3 separate regions of the Homo sapiens genome follow, and all the other regions are linked to region 2. The links are chromatin contacts, found by Hi-C or POLR2A ChIA-PET in ENCODE. All regions are on one chromosome and are shown on one strand. Each heading gives the region's core, a stretch centred on a gene start or an enhancer-like site at or near the end of the contact. The rest is flanking DNA. Distances are from core to core; before and after follow the strand shown.

Region 1 (3,435 bases), core at 678-3,177, 140 kb after region 2:
TTTCTGGGCTCTCTATTCTGTTCCATTGGTCTATGTGTCTGTTTTTGTACCAGTACCATGCTGTTTTGGCTACTGTAGCCCTGTAGTACAGTTTGAAGTCAGGTAACATGATGTCTCTAGCTTTACCTTTTTTGCTTAGGACTGCCTTAGCTATTCAAGCTCACTTTTGGTTCTATAGGAATTTTAAAACTGTTTTTTTTCTAGTTCTGTAAATAATCTCACTGGTAGTTTAATAGGAATAGCATTGAATCTATAAATTGCTTTGGGCAGTGTTAAGGCAGAAATTAAAGAAAAATAAACACTGCATTTATTCACTCCAGAAGAAATAAGGGTTATTTGAAAAACACAAGTTTTCCTCTGCTGCAGGCAAGGCTATAGACAGGTCATGGCGACCTGGCCTGCAGAAATGAGCTGCAGACACTCCTGAGAAAGGTTAAAAGAACAACAAATTCCTTCAATGTCTCTCCTGTACTGAACTATTAGTTATGACTATGTTTGCCAATGCTTGTATTTAGTAAGATTTGCAAAGTTCCTGTTTTAATTTTTTTCTGATGCGCTGCATATACAAGGCCACAAGTTATGCCAAGTTAGCAGTTACACTATAGATTATGTGGCTTGTCACTGTAAAATTTATTGTCTTTGTTTTGCTCTTGTATGCTAGCCTATATAAGTTAACTTTTGTTTTTGTCCAACGCTCAGCTTTTTGGATGTGAATCCACTGAACTGGTGCATACCTTAAAATAAATATCCTCCTGTTCTCCCATATCGGTCTCTGTTCCTCAGTTTCCCACAACATTTCTGAAGAGCCAGCCAGGAGTGGAGACAACAGGCTTACTGTCTCCTTTGCCTGTGGGGGCTGGAGGAGCCCTGGGCCAGGGGAGACCTGTGACCCCAGGCACTGCCCAGAGAACTTCAGCCCGGAGGGGAGATCGGGTCTCTCATGACCTGGTGCCCCTACCCAGCAGCACAGTGGAACCTGAGGGGCTATGGGATGATTCCAGGAGCAGCGTGCTTCCTTCAGGACTGCAGTAAGGTTTTGGGGCCCAAGGCAGGACCCACCCCATAAGGATGGAAGGGGAGCCTGATCACCTCCTGGGATGTGACTATTAATCCAACCCAGAAGGGCTGGGGGTGGTGAGAATGGCTCGCCAATTCAGATGAAACTTACACCCCAACTGACATAGGATGCAAGAGTGGCTCACTAAGTTGGTTAGGAAAAGGAAACTGGAGGTAGTGAGAGTGGCTCACCACCCCAATTAAGAACATGGGAACTGGGAGTGGGGAAGTGTGTGAAAGTGTGTGAATGGAGGGGCCTAATTAGGTTCATCAGTTGCAAAGTGGGGAGTCACAGATCTCTTAGCCTGGACTGTGTGTTCTGAGCAAAGTGTGGGGCCGACTAAGACTAGCGGTGATCTGCATATGGCTAATAGGAGCTGCCCTACGACTGCAGCAGTTGTAGCAGGAATAAGGAACTCTCCGAAGCCAAGCAGCATCTGAAAACTCCTGTAATAGGAGATGGTATATTCAGCCGAAACAAGAGGAAGAGTGAGTGTGCAAGAGTGAGTGTGCTGCGCTGTAAAGGGAGGAATGGGAGGAAAGTCATCAAAACTTACTCCATTGGAATGCATGTTACAGAACTTTAAGAAAGATTTTGCAGGGGATTATGGAATTAAGTTAACCCCCCAGAGGTTGAGAACTCTCTGAGAATTAGAATGGCCTTCTTTTGGTGTTAGATGGCCGACTGAAGGAACTATAGACAAGGAAATAATTGGTCGTGTATTTAGGGTGGTGACAGGGGTCGGAGGACAGCCAGGGCATCCAGACCAATTTCCTTGTATTGATTCATGGTTAAATATAGCACAGACAAGACCAGCCTGGATCCAGCCCCGTTTAGCACCTTATTGCAAAACACTTGTAGCCTGAGCCAACCCAAAAGTGAAAGTAAGAGCAGCTTCACTGGCAGACACAGAGTTAAAGGGAAAGTCCCAGAGAGAGCAAGAGAGGCCAGTTTTGCAGGGGCCACCAGAGGGAACAGAGATTCTTCCTCCATATGTCCCAGCCTACCTCGCTTTACAGGGGCTGATAGCTCCAGCTCCCCAGGAGCCAGACTCAAAAGACAGCATGCCCCAAGTCTCACCCTGAAGGGAAGGATCGGAGCCTCGGGGGGCCAGGGAAGGAAGTCAAGATAGTCAAGCAGACCAACTCAAATCTGGCCATGCTCGAGCTATGCAAATGCCTCTCAGGGAGACGCGAGGACCCATTTATTATAATGACCAAGTCCAAGTCCGGCGGGGGGCAATGAACTTGCATCTACCAGCCCTTTTCAACCACTGATCTCTTAAACTGGAAACACCATACCCCCCCTACACAGAGAAGCCCCAAGCTCTCATAGATCTGATGCAATCCATCTTTCTGACACACAATCCAACCTGGCCAGACTGTAGGCAGCTTCTTCTCACGCTGTTTAACACTGAGGAGCACAGAAGAGTAACACAGGGAGCTCTCCACTGACTAGAAGCCCCTGCACCAGCAGATGCAGTGAACGCTCAGGCATATGCTCAGGGCCAGCTCCCAGACCAAGATCCCAACTGGGACCCAGAGGATGCAACTCAGCTTCAGCGTTTGCAGAGGTACCAAGAGGCACTTCTGCAAGGGCTAAGGGAGGGTGGAAAGAAAGCAATTAATACAGGGAAGATTTCAGAAGTGCTTCAGGGAGCTGATGAGAGCCCAAGTCAGTTTTATGAGAGACTCTGTGAGGCATACCAACTTTTCACCCTGTTTGACCCTGAGGCCACTGAAAATCAGCGTATGGTGAATACATCATTTGTAGGACAGGCCCATGGTAACATCAAATGAAAGCTTCATCAGTTAGAAGGTTTTGCAGGCGTGAACGCCACCCAGCTTATAGAAGTAGCCACCAAAGTGTATGTTAACTATGACCAGGAGGAAAACAAGGAAGCAGATTGAAGGCTTAAAAAAAAGGCAGATCTGTTGGCAGCAGGCCTTATAGAAAAAGAGATTAGCAATGTGAGAGGACACGGACGTGGACGTGGACATGGAAGAGGTTAAGTTAGACAAAGATTTGAAAGCCGACCAAATTTGAAAGCTAGAGAGGGATCAATATGAGAGATGCAAAAAGAAAGGACACTAAAAGGATGAATGTCCAGAAGGCAATGAAAGAAATGGCCAAGGCCGTGAGACAAAGAGGCCATCGGCCAAGGGCTGCGGTGCCTTAGAGGAACCAGATACTGACCTGATTGGGCTGACAGGAGCTGAAGGATGTGAGGATTAGGACAGACCAGGCTCCTTCTCATTAGGCCTCCAGGGGCCTGTGGTCACATTAAAAGTTGGAGGCCAATTGATGAACTTTATTGTAGATGCTGAGGCTGAACACTCTGTAGTAACTTGACCCATAGGGCCACTATCCAAGAACTA
Region 2 (3,815 bases), core at 1-2,500:
AGATCACGAGGTCAGGAGATTGAGACCATCCTGGCTAACATGGTGAAACCCCGTCTCTACTAAAAATACGAAAAATTAGCTGGGTGTGGTGGCGGGCGCCTGTAGTCTCAGCTACTTGGGAGGCTGAGGCAGGAGAATGGCGTGAACTCGGGAGGCAGAGCTTGCAGTGAGCTGAGATCGAGCCACTGCACTCCAGCCTGGGCGACAGAGCAAGACTCCGTCTCAAAAAAAAAAAAAAAAAAAAAAAAGAGCCTAGAATTCGACCCAGATGGCCTGGGTTCAAACCCTAGCTCGCCCACTTAGCCGCTGTGTGACCTCAGATAAGTCACTTAATGGCTCTCTGTCCCTGTATTTCTGTCTTTAATTTGGGAATAATGATATTTACCTAGGAAAGTTTAGCTAGCACTGTGTATATATAGAGATATATATACAATATTCATGAATCCAGTTGTGACCTATCATGGGGTAATGTTTACAGGCTTATTCTTTTTTTTTACTTGGAAGAGCTCCTATTTATCCTTCAAAACCCAGTAAAAATGTCCCCTCCTCCAGGCAGCTTTCCTGCATCTCCCCCCAGACAACACCCTGGCACCCCTCTCTGTCCCCAACGTTCCCCCCTGTTCCTCTCTCTGGTCCAGCCATGACTCCATGGAGCTAGAGTGTCTTTATCTTGCTCTGTCTCCACCAGCCTGAGGGCCTCCTAGGGATCAGGGCTTAGGGCTAGGTTCCTGTGTTGTTGTTTTTTTCTGTGTCCTGGTGCTGGCCTGGCACAGAGGAGGGTGCAAGGGTCTTTGCTGGTGAACAGCTATCTAGTGATGAAAGACCGCATGCTCAAATTCAAGCTCCTGACCCTGGCCTGGGAGCCTCCTCTACTTCCCCGCTACCCACATTCTAGACCTAAAGACATCCTTGCTCTCTCTCTCTTGCCTCTCCATACCTTTGCTCATGCTGTTGTCTTGCCAAGACCCCCTTTTCCCTAACTCCAGCTCCATTTTCCATTTGTGGTCACCACAAATACCCCCTCCTCCACGAAGCTCTCCCCCATGCCCCTAGAAAATCCCTCCTGCCACCCCAGGCCCCACTAGCCCTGTCCCTCCTTCTGGCCTAGCCCAGCCCCCACGTTCTGTCTCCTCGAGGGCTGAGGCTCTTGGGTCACATACCTGGGAGACCCTTGGATGGCCGAGGCCCTCGCTGTAGCTGTGCCAGTGCCTGCAGGAGCCTGGGTTTCGATTCAAGGTCTGCACGTCAATGGGGCGGGGCTGGCTGCCCCGAGGCAGTTCCTGTTTCCTCAAGCAGGTGAGCCCTGGGGGCGGAACAAGGACAGCTCAAGTCACCCTGTCTGCAGTCCAACAAAGCATCTGGTGCCACAGGTGCAGAGACAGCTTGCTCCTGTCTTGCCCCCAGCAAGTTGTTATTGAGCACCTACTGTGTGCCTGCTGTTTGGAGGACACAGGGGTGACACGGAGACAGGTGCAGGCCCCCTGACTCCTGGCATCTATAATCTATCAAGCAGTGAAGAGGAGTGAGACATCATTACAAAGGGAGAACGGGGAACGGGTGCGGTGGCTCACACCTGCAATCCCAGCACTTTGACAGGCTGAGGCAGGCGGATCACTTGAGGTCAGGAGTTTGAGACCAGCCTGGCAAACATGGCAAAACCCCGTCTCTATTAAAATACGAAAATCAGCCGGGTGTGGCGGCGCACGCCTGTAATCCCAGCTACTCAGGAGGCTGAGGCACAAGAATTGCTTGAACCCGGGAGGCGGAGGTTGCAGTGAGCAGAGATCGCACCATTGCACTCCAGCCTGGGCAACGGAGTGAGACTCCTTCTCAAAACAAAAACAAAAGCAACAAAGGGGGAACAGAAACTGGGCGCGGTGGCTCACGCCTGTAATCCCAGCACTTTGGGAGGCCGAGGCGGGTGGATCATTTGAGGCCAGGAGTTTGAGACCAGGCTGGCCAACATGGTAAAACCCTGTCTCTACTAAAAATACAAAAATTAGGCGTGGTGGCGGGTGCCTGTAATCCCAGCTACTCAGGAGGCTGATGCAAGAGAATCGCTTGGACCAGGGACGCAGAGGCTGCAGTGAGCCGAGATCACGCCACTGCACTTTAGCCTGGATGACAGAGGGAAATTCTGTCCCCCGCAAAACAAACAAACAAAAAAACACCAGCTGGGTGCGGTGGCTCATGCCTGTAATCCCAGCACTTTGGGAGGCCAAGGTGGGCAGATCATTTGAGGTCAGGAGTTCGCGACCAGCCTGACCAACATGGAGAAATCCCGTCTCTACTAAAACTGCAAAATTAGCCCGGCGTGGTGACACATGCCTGTAATCCCAGCTATTTGGGAGGCTGAGGCAGGAGAATCGCTTGAACCCGGGAGGTGGAGGTTGCGGTTTGCTGAGATCTCACCACTGCACTCCAGCCTGGGCAGCGAGAGTGTAACTCCGTCTCAAACAAAACAAAACCAACGAAAACCAAACAAAACAAAACAAAAAAACAAAAAACCCCAAACAAACAAAAAAATCCAAAGGGGAAACAGGAAGTGGGAACAGCAGTTGCACAAACCCACAGAGGTGACCTAACTGACGTGAAGGAAGGGGCATTTGAGGGTGAGAAGGAATCATCTTGATTTGGGGAGTGCGTAGTGCAGAAAGAGTATATTTTTTTGTAGAGATGGGGTCTTGCTATATTGCCCAGGCTGGGGGAGGGAAGAGCAGGCACAAAGGCCTTGAAACTGAATTGAGCCTGGACAGGCTGGGGTCTCATGGCACGCATAGGTCCACACCAGGACTTCCTCCATTATAAAATATTTTAAAATATTTTTATTAATTGACTAACCTATTTTAGAGACAGAGTTTCACTCTGTCACTCAGGCTGGAGTGCAGTGGTATGATCATAGCTCACTGCAGTCTTGAACTGCTGGACTCAAGTGATCCTCCTGCCTCAGGCTCCCAAGTAGCTGGGACTACAGGCACACACCACCACACCTGACTAATTAAAAAAATATTTTTTTTGGAGATGGGATCTTGCTGTGTTGCCCAGGCTGGTCTCAAACTCCTGGGGCTCAAGCGATCCGCCCACCTTGGTTCAAGTGACTCTCCTGCCTCAGCCTCCTGAGTAGCTGGGATTAGAGGTGCCCACCAACACGCCTGGCTAATGTTTGTATTTTTAGTAGAGACAAGGTTTCACTATGTTGGCCAGGCTGGTCTCAAACTCCTGACCTCAGGTGATCCACCCGCCTCAGCCTCCCAAAGTGCTGGGATTACAGGTGTGGGCCGCCGTGCCAGCTTAAAATTCTATTTTACAACTGTGTTGGCATTAAGACCGATGTGGTCCAGGCTGGATTCCTTATTGTATATTTATTATTAGGATGTTCAGTTTTTTTTCTTCTGATTTTAAATAAGCTGAAGCCCTTTGGGAAGTCCCACACAGCACTTGGGTCCTGGGTGCAGGCCCTGTGTGCCTAACAGATTGGCCAGCTCTGGCCGTGTGCTCGTACCCCAGGCAGACAAACAAAACTACTTCCTCCTCTCCTTTCAGGCAGAAAGGGCCCAGATCCTACTGGGGGCCTCCCCAAGGGCCTATTGCCCTGGCCCAGCTGGGCTAGATAACCCCAGGCTCACCCTGGGTGCCTCTCTCACCCCCCTGCTCCTCCTCGGCAACAGCAGCACCTCGTCTGCCCTCTGTGGTCAACAAGGTCTAAGCAGGAGACACGTGGAGCCCTGCTTCTCACTCACCTGCTGTGTGTCCTAAGGTGAGTTGCTCAGCCTCTCTGAGCCTCAGTTCTGCATCTGTGCAATGGGCATAATAGC
Region 3 (3,550 bases), core at 577-3,076, 240 kb before region 2:
TGGGAGCATCTGTGGACACCCCCTTTCTTTTGGGAACAGGCCCCGCTTGGTCCTGCAGCTTGCGTGGGGCGGGTAGCAGTGTTTGGTATCATAGGCGAGTGTATCCAGTACTCTAGGCAAATCCCTTCCAGGTTAGAGGAGAAAACACAGCAAAAACCTCTATCCAAAGACACCACCCTGTATAAATCATGTGGGTGGCAGGTCGCCCTGGAGTTGCTCCTCGCCTCCTGACCCATTGAGACCCAGTGGGACCCAGGGGCCACGCCTCTGTGGCAACTTGTCACTCTTCTGATGACCGTGAATGATGCTGGCCCTCCCAGAGTGGTCGTCACAGTGAGAAACCGTCTTGCCATGCCAGAGTGGGCAGGGGGGCCTTGCTGAGAGGCCTTCATGCAGACACACGTGTCTAATGAATAAATGCAGCCTTCCTGAGTCTCCTGGTTCAGGGGCCATCTAGCATTTCCCCTCCACCCCAGAAGGCATGTTCTCTTAAAGACCTGTAACTCTGACTTTGTTGGTGCCGATTGCAGATCCCTTTGGAACCTTAGATCCCTTCGGAAGTGGGTCCTTCAATAGTGCTGAAGGCTTTGCCGACTTCAGCCAGATGTCCAAGGTAAAGCCCCTCCACGGAGCCCCCGCGCCTCTGCTAGTGTCTTTGTGCCTCTTGTCATGGTGTGGGCTGCCAGGCGTAATTGTTCATGTCACGTATGTATCTCCCCGGCACCTTTCCAACACAAGGTCAGGTCTGGAAAGCATCCATGGCTGTGATCCAATGCACTGCAGTCCCGTGGGGTGAGCCCTGACCCTTCCCAGTGGCATAGGTGCCCTGGGCTCCCCTGGCTCCCACTGGTGTCTGACGACCATCAGGTCTCAGACGGTGAAGTCATTGCCATGGCCGAGTAGAAACTTGAGAAGGCGTTGGGCACAGGCGTCTCGAGAGGGCCATGGGCAGCAGGCCTGCAGGTGCGAGGCGTCCAGGGAAAGTGGGCCAGCGAGTGTTCAGAGTCGCCCATGTGACAGAACTCTCAAGGGGTGTTGAAAAGTGAGGGCCGGCCTCCTTGAATAAATGCAGACAGATCCACAGGTGAGGAGTGAACTGTTGAAGGAGGACAGCAGCGAGGCTGGTTACCAGACTGGACCCGTTGGTGTCCGGCCCTCACCACACGGTGACCTGAACTCACTGTGGCTCTGGTCCCAGACAGCTGTAGGGCTTCTCCAGACGCTGGCAGTGTGGTTGGAGCTCATCTTTAAGGTAGCATAGAGAATTCAACAGGGAACATCCAGAATGGACAAGTCAAAAAACAACAATAGAAGCCCCTTACGACTGAGGTGCCTTCCGGAAGAAACTGCTGGAAAGTTGGAAATGGGGGCTGTGGTGAGTGGGAAGGACAGGGCTGCGGCACCATTGTGCTTCCTTGTGAGTTGTATGTTTCCCTGTTTGAGTGAGGAGCATTTTTCTTTGGCAGGAATGAAGGAAAGCAGATGAGGTGTGTCCCGTCCCTGACACCTGCGTCCACTCTGTCCCTTCTCGGCAGCCCCCAGGCAGGGGCAGATGGGCTCTGTCTTCGGGGGGCTGCAGGGGCCTGCTTTCCTCACGAGTTCCACCTGCAGAGGCCCAGGCATTATCCACGCTGCGGGAAGAGGCAGTAGCCACAAGCAGAACACAGCCCCCCTCCTGGAGCCCATGGCCCAGGTGGTAAGGGGTGGCCGGTGTGGGGGGTCCCCTGGAGCAGCTGGGCCCAGTCCCTGTGAGCGCTGCTGTCAGCCTGAAGGTGGTGAGGGGAGGGAGCCCCGGGAGTACCTGGAAGACGCGTGCCCCAGGCATGAGGCCCCCTCGGGGCCCCACCGGCCCCATGCCCAGGTGCCCCAGGTGCCAGTGTGACTGGGCAGTCTCCCTTGGCTGCCCCGTGTTCACTCAGCTGGTGGAGCAGATGAGTCTCTGAGCATCTTGGGGTTGGCAGCGGTCGCAACTTGTGATCACAGAACACAGATTCCGAGAAGCACTTGAGATTCTGTTCAGGTTTTCAAAGACGCGTGTGTGCGTGCCCTGGCGGCGCAGCAGATCCCACTTCTGACCGAGGCAGGGTGTGTGTTTACACAGATGAGCCTGGGCAGAGGGAGCCCAGAGGCCCTGGCATGGCGCCCCCCTCCTTCCAGCACACGGAGAAGGCCTCCATCCCTCATATGCCACGCTGTGACACGGTTTGGGACTGGCAGAAGATTTAGGGCCCAGTGCACAGGCTCCTGGGCAGGCGGGAAACCATCTCCCGAAAGCAGAAAACGTTGGCCACACGGTGGCAGCAGTCCCTCAGGCGTCCTGGTCGTTTCTGGTTGTCGCAAGTGGACTCCTCTTCCTTTGGGAGGCTGGATCTGTCTTCCTCCTCTCACTGTGAGCAGAGGGAGGGAGAGCTAGCAGAGCCTGAGCTAGGGCCGGGATCTAATGACCGCCCTCTGCCTGTCCTTGGGCCCTGAAACCAGGGGCTCTTCACACACATGCAGCTGTGATTTCAGAGCCGGTCTCACTTCCTATTGGCGGTGCCGGGCCAGGACAGAGTTGGACAGAGCTGTGGAAAATGGGTCTCCAATACTATCTTGTTTTGATTCCAGCGTTCCATCAGCTGCCTTCATGACACTTGTACAGCCGCATTCTGAGCTCAACCCTGACCTTGCAGCTCTGTTTTTCCTTTTTGGTTACCTATCTGTTTTTCAAGAACAACATTGTGGATATAAATAAAATGCTAAGGGAAATGAAAGTGGCAAGAAGGTGTTTTTTTAAAAAACAAAAAAAAACCATCATCAACTTTTCCCCATCTGAGCAGAGCAGGGAGGCCCTTTTGTAAGTCCCTGAATTGAAGCACCTTACCTCTGCGTGGCTTTGCTGAGGAGAGTCACAGCCCACAGCCTGATTCTAGAAGTTTCCTTTGGGAGGCTCTTCGGGCCTGCACTCTTAGTTGAGGCCCCACCCTCACCTGAAGAGATTTTTCTAGACAGTATCAAGCCTATGTGACATAAGCTCACTTTAAAAACAGATTCCCCAAAGTATGTTTCCAGGGAGCATTTGAGAATAAAAACAAGAGTCCAACTTATTTCACCCTCTTCTGCCCTGAAAAAAAAAAAAAGCCATCTGTGAAATACTGGGTTAGTCGTCAGCCCATTTTTAGCAACTTCTCAATTGTTTAAAGCTGTGCATTGATATTTAGGGCTGCTGTTTACAAATTCAGTCTTCTGTTTTGAACCAGTTCTTCAACTGGTGAACTCAAACGTGTTTCTCTTAGAGCTGGTTTTCATAGTAGCTTTTTCTGTCTTCCTTTTATTTTAAGCACACTTCACTCTTGCCGAGCCCAGAGAGCCCCTGACAGCTTTACTGAAACCTTTCTAAAAATAGAGATTTTCCTTGAAGCCGCTGCCCGAGTAGGAAAGAGTTGAGTCCCCAAGGAGGCTTCTTGGGAAACTTGAAGTCATGAAAATTGGGATTCGGAAATGACGCGGGCATTCTGGAGCTAGGAGTGATCTGATTCACTGCGGAGGCAGTGCCAGGCGTTTATTGAAA

The links. Hi-C counts contacts between places; a loop is a spot of excess contacts on that map. ChIA-PET counts read pairs that join two places held with the same protein, here RNA polymerase II (POLR2A). Pooled maps may share reads with other maps.
Region 1: a loop to region 2 is called in a pooled map, with 4 times the contacts of the local background. The contact joins the enhancer-like site here to the promoter of HSH2D in region 2. A Hi-C loop is called at or near these places in 2 of 50 pooled maps. POLR2A ChIA-PET finds 5 or more read pairs at or near these places in 4 of 52 experiments (SK-N-SH, WTC11, activated naive CD8-positive, alpha-beta T cell and 1 more).
Region 3: a loop to region 2 is called in a map of B cell, with 5 times the contacts of the local background. The contact joins the enhancer-like site here to the promoter of HSH2D in region 2. A Hi-C loop is called at or near these places in 1 of 168 maps with a recorded cell type or tissue (B cell), 4 of 37 single-sample maps with no recorded cell type and 5 of 50 pooled maps. POLR2A ChIA-PET finds 5 or more read pairs at or near these places in 10 of 52 experiments (CD4-positive, alpha-beta T cell, CD8-positive, alpha-beta memory T cell, OCI-LY7 and 6 more).

What each region holds. Positions count from the first base shown.
Region 1 is chr19:16,000,696-16,004,130 of GRCh38, reverse strand. No RefSeq gene overlaps it. Among named protein-coding and RNA genes, the nearest start is that of LINC00661, 13 kb to the left of the region's middle. RefSeq lists enhancers at 1,822-2,011, 2,042-2,091, 2,222-2,491. Within about 2 kb of position 1,927, at least 8 of the 41 ENCODE cell types and tissues checked have a DNase peak (open chromatin) inside an H3K27ac peak, as active enhancers do.
Region 2 is chr19:16,141,120-16,144,934 of GRCh38, reverse strand. It overlaps HSH2D (hematopoietic SH2 domain containing), which reads right to left and starts at 1,250. Exons shown (of 6, transcript NM_001382417.1): 1 at 1,161-1,250. RefSeq lists enhancers at 848-897, 908-987, 1,128-1,387, 1,468-1,627, 1,115-1,809 and 2 more.
Region 3 is chr19:16,382,192-16,385,741 of GRCh38, reverse strand. It overlaps EPS15L1 (epidermal growth factor receptor pathway substrate 15 like 1), which reads left to right. Exons shown (of 24, transcript NM_001258374.3): 21 at 531-613. Among named protein-coding and RNA genes, the nearest start is that of KLF2, 59 kb to the right of the region's middle. RefSeq lists enhancers at 1,973-2,474, 2,727-2,816. Within about 2 kb of position 1,826, at least 33 of the 41 ENCODE cell types and tissues checked have a DNase peak (open chromatin) inside an H3K27ac peak, as active enhancers do; they include B cell, CD4-positive, alpha-beta T cell and OCI-LY7, where a contact is called at or near this core.